Linked DNA regions of Homo sapiens: region 1 is linked to region 2. Evidence: read pairs that join two places in POLR2A ChIA-PET (ENCODE). Cell type or tissue: MCF 10A. All regions are shown on one strand. Each heading gives the region's core, and the rest is flanking DNA. Links, peaks and the distances in the headings are about the cores only. Region 1 overlaps GCAT (glycine C-acetyltransferase). Region 2 has its middle 10 kb from the start of MICALL1.

What was found. ChIA-PET counts read pairs that join two places held together with the same protein. Peaks named below come from ENCODE experiments on the same cell type or tissue, not always from the same donor. Only the 100,000 strongest peaks of a DNase experiment are listed, where the experiment ranks them.
Region 1: POLR2A ChIA-PET joins it to region 2 with 5 read pairs; 17 of 35 experiments call an interaction of 5 or more read pairs at or near these places.

What each region holds. Positions count from the first base shown.
Region 1 is chr22:37,808,731-37,820,380 of GRCh38, reverse strand. GCAT (glycine C-acetyltransferase) reads right to left here. Exons shown (of 9, transcript NM_014291.4): 2 at 10,224-10,354; 3 at 7,393-7,494; 4 at 6,772-6,918; 5 at 5,101-5,255; 6 at 4,881-4,963; 7 at 4,547-4,718; 8 at 4,060-4,181; 9 at 3,484-3,814. The coding sequence ends at 3,663. Among named protein-coding and RNA genes, the nearest start is that of GCAT, 6.6 kb to the right of the region's middle. RefSeq lists an enhancer at 738-1,289 and a silencer at 2,458-2,677. In MCF 10A, for the core only: no CTCF peak of the experiment used is centred there; no DNase peak of the experiment used is centred there.
Region 2 is chr22:37,892,357-37,899,879 of GRCh38, reverse strand. No RefSeq gene overlaps it. Among named protein-coding and RNA genes, the nearest start is that of MICALL1, 10 kb to the left of the region's middle. RefSeq lists enhancers at 351-1,117, 4,639-5,283. In MCF 10A, for the core only: no CTCF peak of the experiment used is centred there; a DNase peak (open chromatin) is centred at 3,509.

The DNA.
Region 1 (11,650 bases), core at 7,984-10,483, 85 kb after region 2:
GAGGGGCGCTGATGGAGCCAGGACTCGCATCCCAGGCCGGAGGAGCTGGGGTAGATGCTCAGAACTAGCTCCTTAAGGCCAGGCGTGGTGGCTCATGTCTGTAATCCTAGCACTTTGGGAGGCCAAGGCAGTTGGATCACTTGAGGTCAGGAGTTCAAGACCAGCCTGGCCAACATGGTGAAACCCATCTCTACTAAAAATTAGCCAGGTATGGTGGTGCACACCTGTAATCCCAGCTACTTGGGAGACCGAGGCAGGAGAATGGCTTGAGCCCGGGAGGCGGAGGTTGCAGTGAGCGGAGACTGTGCCACTGCACTCCAGCCTGGGCAACAGAGCAAGACTCAAAAAAAAAAAAAAAGAAAAGAAAAGAACCAGCTCCTCAAAGGCCCCGGGGTTTTCACGAGGGCTCAGAGGTGCCTCTATAGAGCCTGATGTCACCTTCTTTAGATGCAGAAATTCCTCAATTTTTGGAAGCAGAGTCTCACGGAATTGAAACTATTAGGAATCTAATCTAGACTTGCCAAACCTGAATTCAGAAGCTTCAGAATTGAATTAATATATATATATATTTTTGAGACAGTCTCGCTCTGTTGCCCAGGCTGGAGTACAGTGGTGCGATCTCAGCTCACTGCAAGTGCAAGCTCCGCCTCCCAGGTTCACGCCATTCTCCCACCTCAGCCTCCCGAGTAGTTGGGACTACAGGCGCCCACCACACCCGGCTAATGTTTTGTTTTTGTATTTTTAGTAGAGACGGGGTTTCACCGTTTTAGCCAGGATGGTCTCGATCTCCTGACCTCGTGATCCGCCCGCCTCGGCCTCCCAAAGTGCTGGGATTACAGGCATGAGCCACCGCGCCCGGCCAGAATTGAATTAATTCTGAATTGAATTCAGAATTGAATTGCGCAAAGGAATTGTAGACTCTTATGATCCCTGAATGGCGAGACTCAGCTTGGTGGGATTTTAGAAACTTTGACAGACCTGCAACCACTGCGTGAAAGTAACGCACCCTTAGACTCCCAGAAGCCTGGACGAATGTGCATGCCTGAACCCTGGAACGGGCTGGAAAGCATCTGAGATTCATGACTTCGCACTCCTGGCCCTTGGGAGCCCCCTGCCCACAAGGTCCTTCTTGGCCTAGGGCGATGAGCTCCCAGCAGCGGCAAGGCTAAGCTGATATGAGAGCGGAGGTGGAGGGAAGGAGGAAGGAACAGGCGGCCATAAAGAGCGCGGCCGTGAGCCTAGACCTTGGGTGCGCCCGGTGCCACCTCCATCCACTCCTACTGCCGCTTCTGGTAGCCCGCGGCCCTGAACCCCGTGCGCGACGCAGAGAACAAGGACATTGCGCCCTTGGGGCGGTCCTCAGAGCCTCTGATTCTGCAGAACGCAGACTTGCAGCTGGTCCACGGCCGGCCCTCCCGCCCCGCGTGGCCCTACAGCTTGTCGTGGGCGGCCGGCGACTACCGGTAGGCGCCCAAGCCGAAACACGTGCACCCAGAGCGGCTGCTGCGCCTCCTACAGACACCTTCTGGATGACTGCGGAAGAAGCGCGGCGGCGGACCCGGGCTGGTGCAGCAGGACACGCTGAGCCGCGGGTTGGCCAACGGCGTGGAGCCCTACCGCGATCGGCTAGCCCAGGGGGTCGCGGCGCTGCCAGCGCAGCAGGGCAACGCCAGCGGCGGCTCCTGGGAGCCACAGGGGCGGCGACGCACTTTCTGCGCCGCTGTCTGGATCTCGCCTCGTGCCGCCTCACGTCGGTCTGGGTGGACCTGGGCCCTCTGTTCTGGCCCCGCCGGGTGCAGCACACCGACTGCCACACGTCACCCCGCAGCTGCCCGTGGCGCTTAACATGAGCTGCTGGCTAGAGCAGACCATGCTCATCCAGCTGCTGGCTCGACATTACTGGTTGAGCCCTTGTGCACATCCCCTGCAGCAGCGCGCCTGGTGCCACGTGCCCTAGCCGGTGGTGGTGGGCTGCAAATGTTCCTGCCGCTAATGTGGCCACAGCTACCCCAGCCAGGCTGCCTTCCACCCTCACACCGACCCCCCACACCCCCCCTCCCCCAGCTCCTGGACCCCAGCAGCAAGGTCCTCCGGATCGCAGGCTGGGATTCCCTGAATCCCAGCTTTCAGATCCTGCAGGGCTGGGCCAGAGCCCAGCTCATATTACATTGTTCATCCCAAGATAACAGGCAAATGGGTGGGCTGGAGGTGCAGGACGTCAGAGAGAGACGTAGGGCTAGTTTCATGTCGTTAATGATAAAGGGCCTTTTCGTCCTCTGTCCCAAGCAAACTAAGAGCTTCCCAAGGTCACACCACGCTGAGGGTGGAGCTGCGGGGACCCCACTCCCCACCCCACAAGGGGTCCACAAGGTCGCCAGGGAGAGACCGCCCTCCTCCCGCAGGCCCCTCCAACAGGAAAGCGGCGAGCCGTTGTGGGGCACAAGGGAGGATGGGGCCTTGGCAGCAGCAAATCGCCTCTCCTGGCCTTGACTGCTGGGCAGCCTGAACAGCCGCGGCCCAAGGCCCCCAGTCTGGAGGGGCGGGGCGAGCCGGCGGCCGCGGCCCGTGCTCGCAGCACCCCCTGGTGGCTGATCATCGTAGGCCTTGGAATGAGCGAGATGGAAGGACCTCAGACCTCAAGGCATAGTGGCAGGAGGACTGAGGCACACACAGGGACTGGAGCTTGCCGAAAGCCAGAGTAAGGCAGGGAGAGAGTGGGCGCGAACACAGGGTTCCAGACTGTCTGGAGCTTCCCCAGGGGTGATCCTCATTCTTTTCTTTTGGGCCTGAATCCTCTGCCTCTCCTTCCAAACATGGACACCCAGCCTCCTCCTATCTGGGCAGCTACAGGACATCTTCCAGTGGGGAGAAGGAAGAAGCTAGACTCTAAGACTAGACTCAGGGGCTGCAGAGTAGCGGGCAGTGGCAGGGTAAAAGGCCTGTGGGGCTAGTTCTCAGCAGCCCTCCACAGCAGCACAGAAACTACCCGAGACAAACGGTGGACTGGGCCTATCTCCCAAAGGCCTGGGTGCCAGCTTTTTTTTTTTTTTTTTTTTGAGACAGACTTCTGCTCTTGTTGCTCAGGCTGGAGTGCAATGGCATGATCTCGGCTCACCGCAACCTCCACCTCCCGGGTTCAAGCGATTCTCCTGCCTCAGCCTCCTGAGCAGCTGGGATTACAGGCATACGCCACCACGCCTGGCTAATTTCGTATTTTTAGTAGAGACGGGGTTTCTCCATGTTGGTCAGGCTGGTCTCAAACTCCCGACCTCAGGTGATCCGCCTACCTTGGCCTCCCAAAGTGCTGGGATTACAGGCCTGAGCCACCGTGCCCGGCCACTGGGTCCCATCTTAATCTAGGGAAAGAGGTCAGTGGAGATCTGCAGTCCTCAGGCGCCTCCCCTCAGAGCCCTGGCTCCTGCCTGATTCTTCAACCGGCCACAGGACTGGGCCTGCCCAGAGACAATAAAGCAGACCAGAGTGTCACAGCCAATTTTCACACTGTTGTTTCACATTCTCACAGCCCTCAGCACAGGTCACGTCCCAGCCCAGCTCTGGGACTTTGGTTCAGGGCTCAGAGCCTCTGGTCTGGGCTGATCGAAAACCTCCTTTGACCCTGTGGCAGTAGGCGGACCTTGGCTCTTCTCGTCCTTACCCAGAGCTCAGGGCAGTGCCCCGTGCAGTCGCCCCACTTCCACGAAGGCCTCCACGCAGCGGTCAATGTCTTCCTCGCTATGCACTGCTGAGATCTGTACCCGGATCCGGGCCTTGCCCTTGGGGACCACGGGGTAGCTGAACCCGATGACAAAGATGCCTGGGAGGGTAGAAAGCAAGGGCGTGCCAGAACCAACAGGCTTGGGGGCAGAACACAGAGGGCAAGGGAACTGCCCCAGGTCTCAGATTCGGGACTGCCTCATGGCTTGGGGTGTTCAAGCTTAGACAGACAGCTGGCCTAAGAGGCCGCAGCGTGGCTGGGTACGGGGCTGGGTCACAGTCTAGGGGTTTCCCTTTCTCTTCTCTCAGGACCCACCACCAGTTCCCTTGTCTCAGCACCCTTACCTCTCTTCAGCATGTCATCCGCCATGCGAGAGGCCAGCCGGGCATCACCCAGCATCACAGGGCAGATGGGGTGACTGGCTCCCGAGATAGTGAAGCCAGCAGCTTCCATCTTACTACGGAACCTGTGGGCACAAGGTGTCACAGGTAGCTAAGGGGCCGTGGAGCATTCACACCCGCTCCTTGCAGGGACCAGGCCCGAGGTCTATGCCCAAGTCTGCAAGAAGGATCAACAAAGACAGTTACAAGCTCTAAGAGGCAGAGGGGAGCCAGGCAGGGGGCAGGGAGAACAACAAGGGAGGTGGAAAGACAGGAGGGATAAGAAGGAGACACAGAAGCTAGAGGGGAGAGGCAGGGACAGAGAGAAGGGAGGGGAACAGGCAGAAGCAGACCCGGTGGGCACAGAGCTGTCTGTGGGCCTGGGCAGACACATGAGGCTGGCTCTCACCACGTCTCTCCGCCCCCGAGCCTGCCCTGCTGGGAGTCGCACCTCTGGGTCTTGGCAGCCATAGACTGGACAATGGTGTTACTCCCCATCAGCAGATCTAGGGCCTTGGAGGCGCAGCCAACGACAGCAGGTGGCAGACTGTTGGAGAAGAGGTATGGCCGGGCGCGCTGCCGCAGCAGGGACACCAGGGGCCCAGGCCCTGTCGTGTAGCCCCCTGAGAAGAAGGGAAGAGGTGGGGGGAGGGGTTGGTCAGGGGCCAGAGCCTACCCAACCCCCTCCTGAAAGTACAGTCCATGCTGCCCTCCCCACTTCCCTGAGCCCCTCCAGGGCCCTTCAAAAGGACAAGGGGACCCCAGGGACACAACCTTGCAGGTACCTGATGCTCCACCCAGGGCCTTCCCCAGGGTGGAGTTGATGATGGTGACCTGGTCCATCACACCCAGCAGCTCATCTGTGCCCCTGCAAGGGAAGCCACCGCTGCTGTCACTGGCCTCCTGAGAGCCCAGGGATTATGGATCATGCTGGGGACTGGCCTCCTCGTTTCCCAGCCACCCTCAGAAGCCCCACCCCAGGCCTCAGGTGCCACATGGTCCCACCGTCCTGTGGGCCCCAGGAAGCCAGTGGCATGGCATTCATCCATGAAGACCAGGGCACCATATCTAGAGGCGAGGCAGCAGATCTCCTGCAGGGGTGCGATGTCGCCATCCATGGAAAAGGCCCCATCAGTGGCCACCAGGCGCAGCCGATGCTTCTGCAGGAAAGACATGAGCAGATGGTGGGTGGTGTCAAGTTGGGCCAAACCACCCGTCTCTTGTGCTGCTTGGAGCTCTGAGAGCTCATCCTGCCCAGTGCCCAGCACAGAGGTGGGCACAGAGGTACCACCATCTTGGGGGCTGGAACATCCTCTCCCTCATCTGTGCCTCTCAGCGTCACCCATCTCCACCCTGAGCTCTGGACAGTGAGAATGGGCTCACATCTCAGTCTCCTGTGTAAGGTCCCAGAGGGCAGGCTAGGCTGGGACCAGGTCTCACCAACATGTACATTCTATCCTTATGCCTAGCAAGGGCCTGCCACACAGAAGGTGCTTGCTAATACTCAAGGCAGGCCGGGCACAGTGGCTCACACCTGTAATCCCAGGACTTTGGGAGCTTACGGGTTCGAGACCCACCTGGGCAACATAGTGAGACCCTGTCTCTACTAAAAATTTTAAAAACTGGCTGGGTATGGTGGCTCATGCCTGTAACTTTGGGAGCCCAGGAGTTCAAGACTAGCCTGAGCATTATAGTGAGACCCTGTCTCAAAAACAAACAAACAGGCTGGGTGCGGTGGCTCATGCCTGTAATCCCAACACTTTGGGAGGCTGAGACAGGTAGATCACCTGAGGTCAGGAGTTCGAAACCAGCCTGGCCAACATGGCTAAACCCCATCTCTACTAAAAATAGAAAATTAGCTGAGCACGGTGGTGTGTGCCTGTAATCCCAGCTACTCCAGAGGCTGAGGCAGGAGAATCAATTGAACCTGGGAGGCAGAGGTTTCAGTGAGCTGAGATCACGCCATTGCACTCCAGCCTGGGCAAAAAGAGTGAAATTCCATCTAAAAAACAAATAAATAAAAAACTGGGTGTGGTGGGCACCGGTAGTCCCAGCTACTCAGGAGACTGAGGTGGGAGGATCGCTCGAGTCCAGAAGATTGAGGCTGCAGTGAGCTATGACTGCACCATTGCAATACAGCCTGGGCAACAGAGTGAGACTGTCACACATACACAGGGAAAAACCTCAAGGCACCATGGCACAATGGAATAATGCTCTGGTGCCAGGCACAGTGGCTCACGTCTATAATCCCAGCACTTTGGGAGGCCTAGGTGGGTGAAATCAACTGAGGTCAGGAGTTCGAGACCAGCCTGGACAACATGATGAAACCCCGTCTTTACTAAAAATACAAAAATTAGCCAGGTGGGGTGGCGGATGCCTGTAATCCCAGCTACTTGGGAGGCTGAGGCAGGAGAATCACTTGAACCCAGGAGGTGGAGGTTGCAGTGAGCCGAGATCACACCACTATACTCCAGCCTTGGCGACAGAGTGAAACTCTGTCTCAGGGAAAAAAAAAAAAGAATAATGCTCTGGGTGTGAGGGATCTGGGTTCACATCTTGGACAAATCTCTGCTGTTTCAAACTTTCAGGCTATCTCTGTGAGTGAGGAGTTGGCCTCTCTAAGCCTCACTTCCTTCCCCAGGCGGAGGCTGAGGGTGGACCCAGGCGTCGCCCCACCTGGGCCTCCTGCAGCTTGGCTTCTAGGTCGGCCATGTCCAGGTGGCGATAGCGGTACTTGTGGGCCTTGCACAGCCGGATGCCGTCGATGATGGAGGCATGGTTCAGCTCGTCCGACAGGACTGCGTCCTCTGGGGTCAGCAGGGCCTGGAGGGAGGCAGTGAGCGTAGAGCCATCATTTAACCACCCTGGGCTTCTCCCTTGACCGGGACTCCAGCAAATCAAAAAACTGTACTGCCAGCCAGGGCGCTCCTCTGGGTAGAGAGGCAAGGTGTTCTGTGCTTCTCTCTGGGGCCCCCGTGTCTCAGTGCCGGGCTGGACCAGCGCCCTGCTCTAGTAAGAGGAGGTGAGAATATATTTGGTGAGTACCAGGCCCCCGCCTCCCCCAGCCTTCCAGCTGATGTAGCTTATCCCCCAAAGGCTCTGGAACTCAGGCTCCCTGCAAGCCCCAGGATTCCTCCTGGAGCACCTACCTGGCCCAACCTTGACCTCCAGAAGCGGGCTCTGGAGCCTCTAGGCATGGCACTGAATCCTGCTAGGTTCTCCCGACTGCCCACACCCAAGCCTTCCTCAGCCTAACAGGCCCCACCAACCCTCACCCGCAGGACAGCTTCCACACACCTCAAAGAGGCCGGCGTTGGCGTCATAACAGCTGGGATAGAGGATGGCATCCTCCCGCTGGTGGAAGCGGGCTATTTTTGCTTCTAGATTCTTGTGGATGCTCTGAAGAAAATGAGTGAGACACGTGTTGATGCCTGTGGGGTCATGTGGGACAAGTTCGAGGGGACAGAGGCTTGGAGGACCACAGAGACCCAACCCAGAAAGCCTGCAGCCTCAGTCTCCTTACTTTCTGCCACACATGGGCTATCCCAGAGCTGCCAGGAATCTGACAGACAGTTCCCACTGAGGAACTGGGGACCTGTTAGGTTCCCTCCCTGGGCAGACTTTGGTTTTACAGTGGCAGTCTAATGGTGGAATTACGGGCACTCGTGGAGAAGAAAGATGTGTCTTCCTAACACCATACTGAGTGTCTTTTTTGGTCGCCTAATGGTGAAGAAAAAGATCACAGAGGTAATTCTGGGTTCACCTGGGCCTCTAATTTGTAAATTTGAAAACTGTTGGGTCTGGGTGAGGGCTTTGCTGGGAAGTGACTGGATGCGAGTCAGGAGTTCTGCCTCTGACATTCATTTCACTCTCACCTTTCTGAGAGGGCAGTTAATGATAATCACAAGTAGTCAGGAGCACAGACTCTTTCTTTTTTTTGGCAAATGAGACAGGGATTCTCTGTCACTCAGGCTGGAGTGCAGTAGTGAGACCATAGCTTACTGTAGCCTTGAACTCCTGGGCTCAAGTGATCCTCCCAACTCAGCCTCCCCTCCCTAGTAGCTGGGACTACAGGTGCGCACCACCACACCCAGCTAATTAAAAACATTTTTTTTTTTTTAGAGAGAGGGTCTTGCTATGTTGCCCAGGCTGGTCTCAAACTCCAGGCATCAAGTGATCCTTCTGCTTTGGGCTCCAAAAGTATTGGGATTACAGGTGTGAACTACCATGCCCAGCCAGCATGGACTCTTGAGCCAGGGTTCAAATCCCACAACAGGCTGTGTGCCTCTGGGCAAGTCACTTAACCTCTCTGGATCTCAGTGTCCTCATCTCAATAGCGGGAATAAGAATAGCAACTATCACTTAGGATTAATGAGTTAATACTTGTAATGTTCTTTTTTTTTTTTTTTTGAGACAGAGTTTCCCTCTGTCACCCAGGCTGGAGTGTGGTCGCACCGTCGTGGCTCACTGCAACCCCTGCCTCATGGGTTCAAGCGAGCCCGGCCAGCTAATTTTTGTATTTTTAGCACAGACAGGGTTTCACCATGTTGGCCAGGCTGGTCTTGAACTCAGTAATCCACCCACCTCGGCCTCCCAAAGTGCCTGGATTACAGGCATAAGCCACCACGCCTGGCCAATAGTTGTAATTTTCTTAAAAGAATTCCTGGCACATAATAAGTACTATTTAAGTTTCATACTTATATAAATTTATTTTGTAACATTTGGAAAATAAATAATAGCCAACATTCATTGAGCAGTACTATGTGCCAGGCTGTTCTATGCTTTTTTTTTTTTTTTTTTTTTTTGAGACAGAGTCTCACTCTGTTGCTCAGGCTGGAGTGCAGTGGCGTGATCTCAGCTCACTGCAACCTCCACCTCCTAGGTTCAAGCGATTCTCCTGCCTCAGCCTCCCAAGTGGCTGCGATTACAGGCACCCACCATCATGCCAGCTAATTTTTATATTTTTGTAGAGAAAGGGTTTCGCCATGTTGGCCAGGCTGGTCTTGAACTCCTGACCTCAGGTGATCCGCCTGCATCAGCCTCCCAAAGTGCTGGGATTACAGGCATGAGCCACTGCGCCCGGCCTATTCTAAGCATTACATGTATTAAGTCTTTAATTTGTAATGATCCTATTAAGTGCTATTATCTTCATTTTCCCTATGAAGTAATTGAGACAGAGAAAAGTTAAGATACTTGCCCACAGGAACAGGGACACTAAAGGGCAGCACTGGCAACTGTGCTCCCGTCAGAACAGCCCCAGAGCCCTTAGTCTCAGTTCCTGCCGCCTACTCCTCTTTTCTTATAGAAGGTCAGGTGTGAGGGACTCTGTTTTGCAGGTGGGAAAATGAATGCTCAAAAAGGCAGTTTCCACTTTGGAAGGCCAAGGTGGAGGAGATCACTTGAGGCCAGGAGTTCAAGACCAGCCTGGCCAACATGGTGAAACCCCATCTCTACTAAACATATAAAAATTAGGCCGAGTGCGGTGGCTCACGCCTGTAATCCCAGCACTTTGGGAGGCCAAGGTGGGTGGATCACGAGGTCAGGAGATCGAGACCATCCTGGCTAACACAGTGAAACCCCGTCTCTACTAAAAATACAAAAAATTAGCCGGGAGTGGTGGTAGGCGCCTGTAGTCCCAGCTACTCGGGAGGTTGAGGCAGGAGAATGGCGTGAACCTGGGAGGCGCAGCTTGCAGTAGCCAAGATCATGCCACCGCACTCCAGCCTCAGCGACAGAGCGAGACTCCATCTCAAAAAAAAAAAAAAAAAAAAAATTAGCTGGGTGTGGTAGCATGCCTGTAATCGCAGCTACTCAGGAGGCTGAGGCATGGAGAATCCCTTGAGTCTGGTAGGCGAAGGTTACAGGGAGCCAAGATTGTGCCACTGCACTCCAGCCTGGGTGACAGAGCAAGACTCTGTCTCAAAAAGAAAAAATATATATATAAAGTTCCTTGGCCAAAGCTTTTCAGCAAAACAGAGGCCTGCACTCAGCCTTTCTGCTGCACAGCTCTGAGGCCAACAGTAGGCCCAGGGCTGTGGCTGAGCTGAGCTGGCTAAACCAGCCTTGCTGACTGTGGGAAGCAGGCAGCTGGGGTCAGTCCCCACAACCCCCCACCACTCACTGTGTACCTGGGTTCCACAGATAAAGCGGACAGAGCTGAGGCCAGCTCCAAACTCCTCCAGAGCCTGCAGACCTGCCTGGATCACCTCAGGGTGGCTGCTCAGGCCCAGGTAGTTGTTGGCACAGAAGTTAAGGATTCCTGAGGTGAAGGAGAGGAGATGGATACAGCAGCTCAGGTGGGGCAAGGGCAGGCCTGGAAAGATGACAGTGCCAGGCCCTGGGGAAATGGTCCAGAAAGGAAACAGACCTGGAGTCACCATTGAGGAGGCACCAAATTCAACAGCTACAGAAGGAGCGTCAGTGCTACACATCTTGAAGAGCAAGAAGTTTAAACTTTTTTTTTTTTGAGACAGGGTCTAGCTCTGTCGCCCAGGTTGGAGTACAGTGGTGCAATCATGGTTCACTGTAGCCCCAACCTCCCAGGCTCAAGCAATCCTCCCACTTAACCTCCTGAGTAGCTGGGACTACAGGTGCGTGCCACCATGCCCGATTAAATTTTTTTATTTTTTGTAGAGATGGGGTCTCATTATGTTGTCCGTGCTGGTCTCGAACTCCTAGCCTCAAGCAATCCTCCTGCCTTGGCCTCCCAAAGTGCTACGATTTCAGGCACAAGCCACTGTGCCCAGCCTAAACTCTGGCTTTGAATCACATTCTACCCAAGGAGGAACTCAGCCCTTCCTCACAGGCTTCTCCTGTGCCTGAAGACCACCACTGACTCCTTATCTGACCCCTTGGTTTCCTTGAGGGTTAAAGAAGAGGGCTGGATCAGACGCCTGCTGCAGTCCTGGAACTCCACAGTTTACTTTGCTGCCAGAATCACACCCCCAAAGGTAGGTGCCTGAGATACCAGTCCCCGAATTCTAAAGCCCAGAGTGAACACAGCTGACCTTAGGAGCAAACAGCCAGAGGGGAAAGTTCACACAGCCTGGGAAAGGCAAAAACAGGATGAGAACTTGGGTCTCCTAATTTCCCATCTTTTGACCGGCTCTAAGCTTCCCCTGAGGGAGAGAAGGGATTACCTGGGACCTCTGTTTTACAAATGAGTGCAACAGCACCAAGGGTTCTATGCCTATTTCCTGGGCAGAAGGCAGCTTTGGGAGCTTGTTGATGATTACCACTCACCTGAGGCCTGACACGAATAAGTCAGGTGTAACCACTGGTTAGAGTGAAATGAGGGAGGGCTGGGAGTGGTGGCTCACGCCTGTAATCCCAACACTTTGGGAGGCTGAGGCGGGAGGATCACTTGAGGTCAGGAGTTCGAGACCAGCCTGGCCAACATGGTGAAACCCAGTCTCCACTAAAAATACAAAAATTAGCCGGGTGTGCTGGCACGTGCCTGTAGTCCCAGCTACTTGGGAGGCTGAGGCATGAAAATCGCTTGAACCCGGGAGGCAGAGGTTGCAGTGAACCGAGATCTCGCCACTGCACTCCAGCC
Region 2 (7,523 bases), core at 2,046-4,545:
GTGGTGACTATTGTTTGTTTGTTTGTTTGTTTGAGATGGAGTCTTGCTTTGTCGCCCAGGCTGTAGTGCAGTGGTGCGAACTCGGCTCACTGCAAGCTCTGCCTCCCGGGTTCATGCCATTCTCCTGCCTCAACCTCCCCAGCAGCTGGGAATACAGGCGCACACCACCTTGCCCGGCTAATTTTTTTGTATTTTTAGTAGAGGCGGGGTTTCACCATGTTAGCCAGGATGATCTCGATCTCCTAACATCGTGATCCACCTGCCTTGGCCTCCCAAAGTGCTGGGATTACAGGCGTGAGCCACGGCACCCTGCCTATGGTGACTATTGTTAATGACAATACATTGTGGGGTTTTTTGTTTTTTGTTTTTCTGAGACAGAGTCTCACTCTGTTACCCAGGCTAGAGTGCAATGGCATATCTCAGCTCACTGCAACCTCCACCTCCTGGGTTCAAGTGATTCTCCTGCCTCAGCCTCCTAAGTAGCTGGGATTACAGGCACTCGTCACTACGTCTGGCTAATTTTTGTATTTTTAGTAGAGACGGGGTTTCACCATGTTGGCCAGGCTGGTCTTGAACTCCTGACCTCATGATCCACATGCCTTGGCTTCCCAAAATATTGGGATTATAGGCATAAGCCACCCTGCCCAGCCGATTCTAGGATTCTTAGGGTGGAATTCTCCAAGTTCCATGGCTGTTTTCTGTGAATCTGACCACTCTGCTCTTCTCTCTTCTACCCAGTCTGTGCCCCAGGAATCAGGGCCCTGCCCAGGTTCTTGGCTCTGAGCTGCTCCCTGGGGGGCAGCCGGGCAGAGCAGTGGACAATGGAAGCATTGTGGGACCTCTGGAGCTGGGGCCTGGGGCAGTGGAAGGCGCTGGTCGCTGGAGTGGCAGTTGCTTCACCGTGTTCCCTCCTTGCTGGGCCAGAGGCATGCCTAGAACATGCCAGGACGGTACCCTGAGCCCCGCCCCTGCCCGCCTGGGTGAGGCCTGGGTCTTCTGGAATCCCAGCTATGCCTGAGGACAGACAGCTATTCCAAGCCTTTGTTCATAGACCATCCTGCCCTGGCAGATACACATTCTGGAAAATACACCTGGGACTGGGCAAGTGGTCTTGCCTCCCTACCCCAAAACTGAACTATCCTCCAACTAAACCCTCCAGAACAGAGAGGACATGTGCTGGCTCTCACTGGGCGGGTGCTGTCTGAGCTGGGAAACCCTCACACTTGTCTGGGGCTCCACGAGGGGGCAGGTCAAAGAAGCCACTGAAATATCCAAACTGGCAGGGACCCTTATCTAGCAAAGCCCTCTCAGTACACTGAGAGGAGAGACTGGAGCCCAGAGAGCAGAGGTGTTTGCTCCAGGTTGTAGAGACTCTTAGGAGGGGAGCAGGGCCCCCCATCCAGCTGCCCCACACTCTCTATGCTTCTGGCTGCTTGCTGAGGTCTCAGCCTGCCAGGCTCTCTCCCCTTTTGACTGCTCTTGAAATGGCTACTGCTGCTGTTCCAAATTGTCCACAGGCTTTATGACCTAGCTCAGACATCATCCCCTCCCTGAAGCCTTCTGTGATGGGCCCAGACAGAAGCCACAACTTCAGATCTTCTCACAGAATCCCACCCTTAGAGGGGACCTAGAGGGGATGTGCTTGCTAATTTACAGAGGAATTTCCACATGTCTACTACTGGCAGACCAGTGTGGAAGAAGCTCTATAAACAATCACAACGAACAGTCACAGAAAGACAAGGGTAGGGATGTGATGGAGAGAGGGGCCGAATGCTATAGGGCTTCCAGAAGGAGCCTGTCACCTCCTGCCAGGGACTGAGAGACAGCCCAGAGGGCTACATGTAGGAGGTGGCATTTGAACTGTTGCTCACATTGTATGGCATGTATTTGTGCATACCTGTCTCTCTTCATTGGATTGTGACATCATTAATGATACAGTTATGTAACTTTATGAGCACTAACCACACTCTAGACATCATGTGTGTGTTTGTGTGTTGTTTTTGTTGTTAAGGTACATTACCATATTGAATCCTCACAATTCTGTGAGCTAGGAGCTATCTCATTATCCCCATTTACTGATGAGGACAAGGCTCTGAGGGTTCAACAAGCATGTTCAAAGCCACACAGCTGTCAAAACTTGCAGTCACACTTGAAAAATAAAAATAAAAGTAAAATAAAATGAATATAATATGAACATAGCTAACAACAACAACAACAACAAAAAGTGCAGTCAGGACTCAGCCTAGCTATTTTTTTTTTTTTTTTTTTTGTTGCCCAGGCTGGAGTGAAGTGGTGTGATCTCTGCTCACTGCAACCTCCGCCCCCTGGATTCAAGCGATTCAGCCTCCTGAGTAGCTAGCTGGGATTATAGGCGCCTACCACCACGTCGCTAATTTTTGTATTTTTAGTAGAGATGGGGTTTCGCCATGTCGGCCAGGCTGGCCTAGAACTCCTGACCTCCGGTGATTCACCCACCTCAGCCTCCCAAAGTGCTGGGATTACAGGCGTGAGCCTAGCTCTGGCCTCAGCCTAGCTCTTTCTGACTTTACAAAGAACTTTCTTCTGGTGTATGGAGGCAGGCATTGTGTCCAGTTTACCACTGCATGCCTGGTTTTCACTGTAAATTCATTCGTTATCTTCCTGTGAGTTTGGTGAGCAAGAACCCCGCTGGGAGCCCCAGCTCCACAGCCTCTGCAGACCCTGGCTGCACTGAGGCCTTGATCCACGATACCAAAGGCCATTTCAGGACAGAAAGCTCCCAAGGCCTCCAGCCTTTGCTGTCTAGGAACTTCCCATCTCCCCTTCAACTTCAATTATTATTGGTGCTGGGATTTTTCCAGCAGGCCAGCAGGATTGATGTTTGGGTGCTAATGTAGTATTCAAGGCCCTAATAGTTGGGCTCCTGTCACTCTATAGGAGGAGCTCAGGGGCAGAAATTTGGCAGGAAGAAAGGGAAGGAGACTAGAGCCTATAATCCTAGCTAGCTATTCGGGAGGCTGAATTGCTTGAATCTAGGGAACAGAGGTTGCAGTGAGCCGAGATTGCACCACTTCACTCCAGCCTGGGCAAAACAACAACAACAATGACAACAACAAACAGCTAGGCTGAGTCCTGACTTTTATTTTACTTGACTTAGAATTTGGTCTGCATAGCAAGCCCATTGTTTATGATTTGGCTGTAGGTTAAGCCCACTGCTTATGATTTGGCTGTAGGTTTAGGGGGTGCCAGATTATTTGGGGTGGGGGAGCTAGAGCCCTCCCTACTACCCCCTCAGTATCAATCTGGCCTGCTCTGCAGGCAAAGGCAGGCAGAGTGGGAAACAGTTTCTGAGCCTTCCTGACACAGGAAGGTAGCCTCTCCTCTGAGGCCTGAGTGGCAAGGAAGGGGCTGTCAGACACCGGAAGAGGCCTGTTTGTCTCCCAGCTACCTGAGGTCATATGTATATGGTGTTGTGAGCCAGGCAGCTCTTCCTGTTAGAAACAGAAAGTGAGGCTTGTGTTGAAATTCTGGGAGTGAGCTGCTCTTTCCTCTAAATAGAGCAGGGGTTAGACAGGGCACAACTTATCCCCAGGTGATACAATACACCCGGGATGGATATGAGTCATCCCAAACACCTATATCATACCCGAGTTCACTATGCTCGGATTTATGTATTGTTTAGGGACAGGGTCTTGCTCTGTCGCTCAGGCTGGAGTACAGTGGTGTGATCATAGCTCACTGTAACTTTGAACTCGGCTCAAGCAATCCTCCCGACTTAGATTCCCAAGTGGCAAGGACTATAGGCATGCACCACCACGCCTGGCTAATTTTTTAATTTAATTTAATTAATTTATTTTTTTAGGACAGAGTCTCGCTCTGTTGCCCAGGCTGGAGTGCAGTGGCGCCATCTCGGCTCACTGTAAGCTCTGCCTCCCAGGTTCACGCCATTCTCCTGCCTCAGCCTCCCTAGTAGCTGGGACTACAGGCGCCTGCCACCATGCCTGGCTAATTTTTTTGTATTTTTAGTAGAGACGGGGTTTCACTGTGTTAGCCAGGATGGTCTTGATCTCCTGACCTCGTGATCTGCCCACCTCGGCCTCCCAAAGTGCTGGGATTACAGGTGTGAGCCATTGCGCCCAGCCCTCATTTTTTTATTTTTATTTTTGTAGAGACAGGGTCTCGTTATCTTGTCCAGGCTGGTCTCAAACTCCTAGGCCTAAGCAATCCTCCCACCTCAGCCTCCCAAGGTGTTGGGATTACAGGCATGAGCCACTGTGCCAGGCCTATGTTGACACTTAGAAAGACCTAGATAGGGGAGAATTACTCTCCTCATTTGACTATGACAAAGCAGAGGCTCAGAGAAGTTAAGCCAAGTGCCTGGAATTTTCCAGTTTCAAGGGGCAGCGTCAGGGTTTGAACCTAGACTCCCTTCCACTTCCCAACCATGACTAGAGAGTGAAGTCCACCCTCTCAGGATCCACTGGCCCCAGGTAAGAAAGTAGGGGTGGGAGTCAGGGCGTGAAGGAGATAACTTGATCTTAATCAAGTGGCTGGATAGGGGCAGGGTGGGGCCAGAAAGAAAGAAAAGCCAGGTCTTTCAGCTGCAGGCTTGACAGGAATGTGGAGCCACAGGAACCAAGACAAGTTGCTGCTTCCCCTAGCCCTCTCCTTCGGGAAAATCTCAGGAACTTGCTGATCAGGCTTTGGACCTTTCCCTTGCCTCCCTCTCAGCTTCTTCTTGATGCCCTTCCCCCACATTGGAGGCCAGTTCCTGACCCGGGCCACAGCCACTCCAGCCTATATCCAGTCTGCAGGGCAGGCTGGGGGTGGGGACGGGAGGCCACTGTTAGCAAGAGCCAGCGTGGGCACCACGGCTTTCCCTGGCTAAAGGCTGGGCTGGAGAGTACATCCATTCATCAATTCATCTGTGCCGCTACATTCCAGACAGGATTTAAGGCACACTCCAGCCTTATTCCTATACTGATATTGTTGCATTCAATCCTTATTCACTTACTTCCTCTTGCATTCACCATTCATTCAACAGAATCGCTTTACCGAAAGGGTCATTGCTCCCAAGTGCTGCCTCTTTCCTCCTATTAGATCCATTTAGATCCTTAGGATGTCACCCAGAATTCTAGAATGCAGGGCTGCAGCCCCCAGACAGCGGCTAGTCCCACTGCCTCATTTAGAAGATGAAGCCATCCGGAGCCACCTATGGTCAAGGCGATCATAGGAGGAAAAGCACCCCACGCCCCCAACTTGGACTCACAATCCAGTGTAGGAGAAGGATGCAGAGAGGGGGACTGTGTGGAAAGAAGTGTGCCAAGCCCAGGCTGGGCGCAGTGGCTCACACCTGTAATCCCAGCACTTCAGGAGGCCAAGGCAGGCAGATCACCTGAGATCAGGAGTTCAAGACCAGCCTGGCCAACATGGCAAAACCCCGTCTCTACTAAAAATACAAAAATTAGCCAGGCATGGTGGCAGGCACCTGTAATCCCAGCTACTCAGGAGGCTGAGGCAGGAGAATCGCTTGAACCTGGGAGGTGGACGTTGCAGTGAGCTGAGATCATGATATTGCACTCCAGCCTGCGCAACAGGGACAAAACTCCATCTCAAAAAAAAAAAAAAAAAAAAAAGAATAAGTGTGCCAAGCCCACCAGGGACTTGTCTGAGGAGGAACCAGCTCTAGCCTAGGGGCCTGGAGACCAGGGTTCCAGCCCCAGCTGTTCATTGCCTCTGCCCAAATTGTTAGGCCCTGGGCACCTCCACCTGGACGTCCCACAGGCTCCTCAAACTCCTGTTCCTTACCCACTTGCACTTACCTCCTCCAGTCCCAAACCTGCTCCAGCCACCAACCCCCATCTCAGACAGCCTGAGAACTGGGCATCTCACTTCCCTACAGCCTCCACATCCACTCAGCTGCCACATCCAAGTCCTGTCCTCTGCAACCTCCCAATCTCTCCAATTCTCCCCTCATGCCTGCTGCCGACACTGTGCGTGGGGCCCAGCTCCTCCGTGGCTGGCTGCTCTAGACAAGTGCCCTGGCCTCTGTGAATGGGCCTCCACACTGTCTAAACAGGCCTTCTCTTTGGTCCTTGGAGCAGTTAAGAGAGCCCCAGGGGGGAGTCTGGAGGTTTCCAGTCCCAGCTCCACCAGGAAGTAGCCGGGCTGTTCCACACATGACCTGCCTCAGTCATCTATAGCTCTACGGCTCTGGAGGCCAAGGTCATGGCCAGGTAACAATGGCCTCCCTCCCCTTATCACACACTCTACCCAAGTGTTTTAGTAAGGCCCTCCTCCCCTTATCACACACTACTGCCAGGTGATTTGCTAAGAACTTTACATAATTTGGTGCACAGAACAATTCTGAGGCAGGCGCTAACCCCATTTTAGAGAAAGGTGAGGCACTGAAAACTACGCAACTTGGCTCAGCTGGTATGTGGCAGTCAGGACTCAGACCAGGGTCCAAGGAAGTCCAAGCCTACACACTTTGCTCTGCCCCCTTCTCTTGCTGGTGGAGAAACTTCTGGAAACTGGTACCACCCAGAGCTCCCCATTCCCCGATAACAAAGCCCTTGCTCTCCTTAGCATGGGGGGGATCATGAACCTGGTTATTCTGCTCTGATGGAATAAAAATCCTGAGCTGGCCACAGCTGATGAATGCTGTGCATTCCGCGAGTGGTGCCAGGCAGAGTCCAGCTGTGCCTGCCCCCTCACAGGGGTTGCTAGCTGCCTGGCCTGGCTGCTGAGCCTGGACCAAGCTGCTGGGAGATGGCCCCAAGCCAGGCACTCATACACACTGGGTCTGTGTGACCCAGAGTGCCTGCAATGGCCTCACAGCAAAAAGAGTGCCAAGAGCCGTGTCAGACAACACACTTGGACCTGGCATAATTGTAATGATAGAGAACTATGACATGAACTATGAAACTGGCATTGAATTCAAAACACATTAACCCAGGGGGCTGCCCAGTTGAGTCGGAGTTCCTGCAAGCCACCATCACCAAATGTCAGGGCATAGTGGACAAAGCATGAGACATTCTTTAGGAGGAATCAATGCACAGCAACCTCCCTGCACCAAGGAACCATGTGGTAGCCAGGGAGTGGGGGGTAAGGAGCCCTGGCTGGCACTGGGCCACTCATTCGGTTCCAACAAGGCAACAGATGAAGGACGGCTTGGAAAGCTACCAAGAGCTCTACAAATGTTTGGACTTATAACTAGAGGCTGCTTTTTAAAAATTCCTTTGGGCCCGGGCACAGTGGCTCATGCCTATAATCCCAGCATTTTGGGAGGCCAAGGCAGGTGGACTGCTTAAGCTCAGTTCAAGAGCAGTCTGGGCAACATGGCAAAACACCATCTATACAAACAAAACTATAAAAAATTAGCTGGGCATGGTGGTGTATGCCTGTGGTCCCAGTTAATTTGGAGGCTGAGACAGGAGGATCACTTGAGCCCAGGAGGCAGAGGTTGCACTGCAGTGCGCCAAGCTTGTGCCACTGCACTCCAGTCTGGGTAATAGAGCGAAACTCTTGTCCCAAAAAATAAA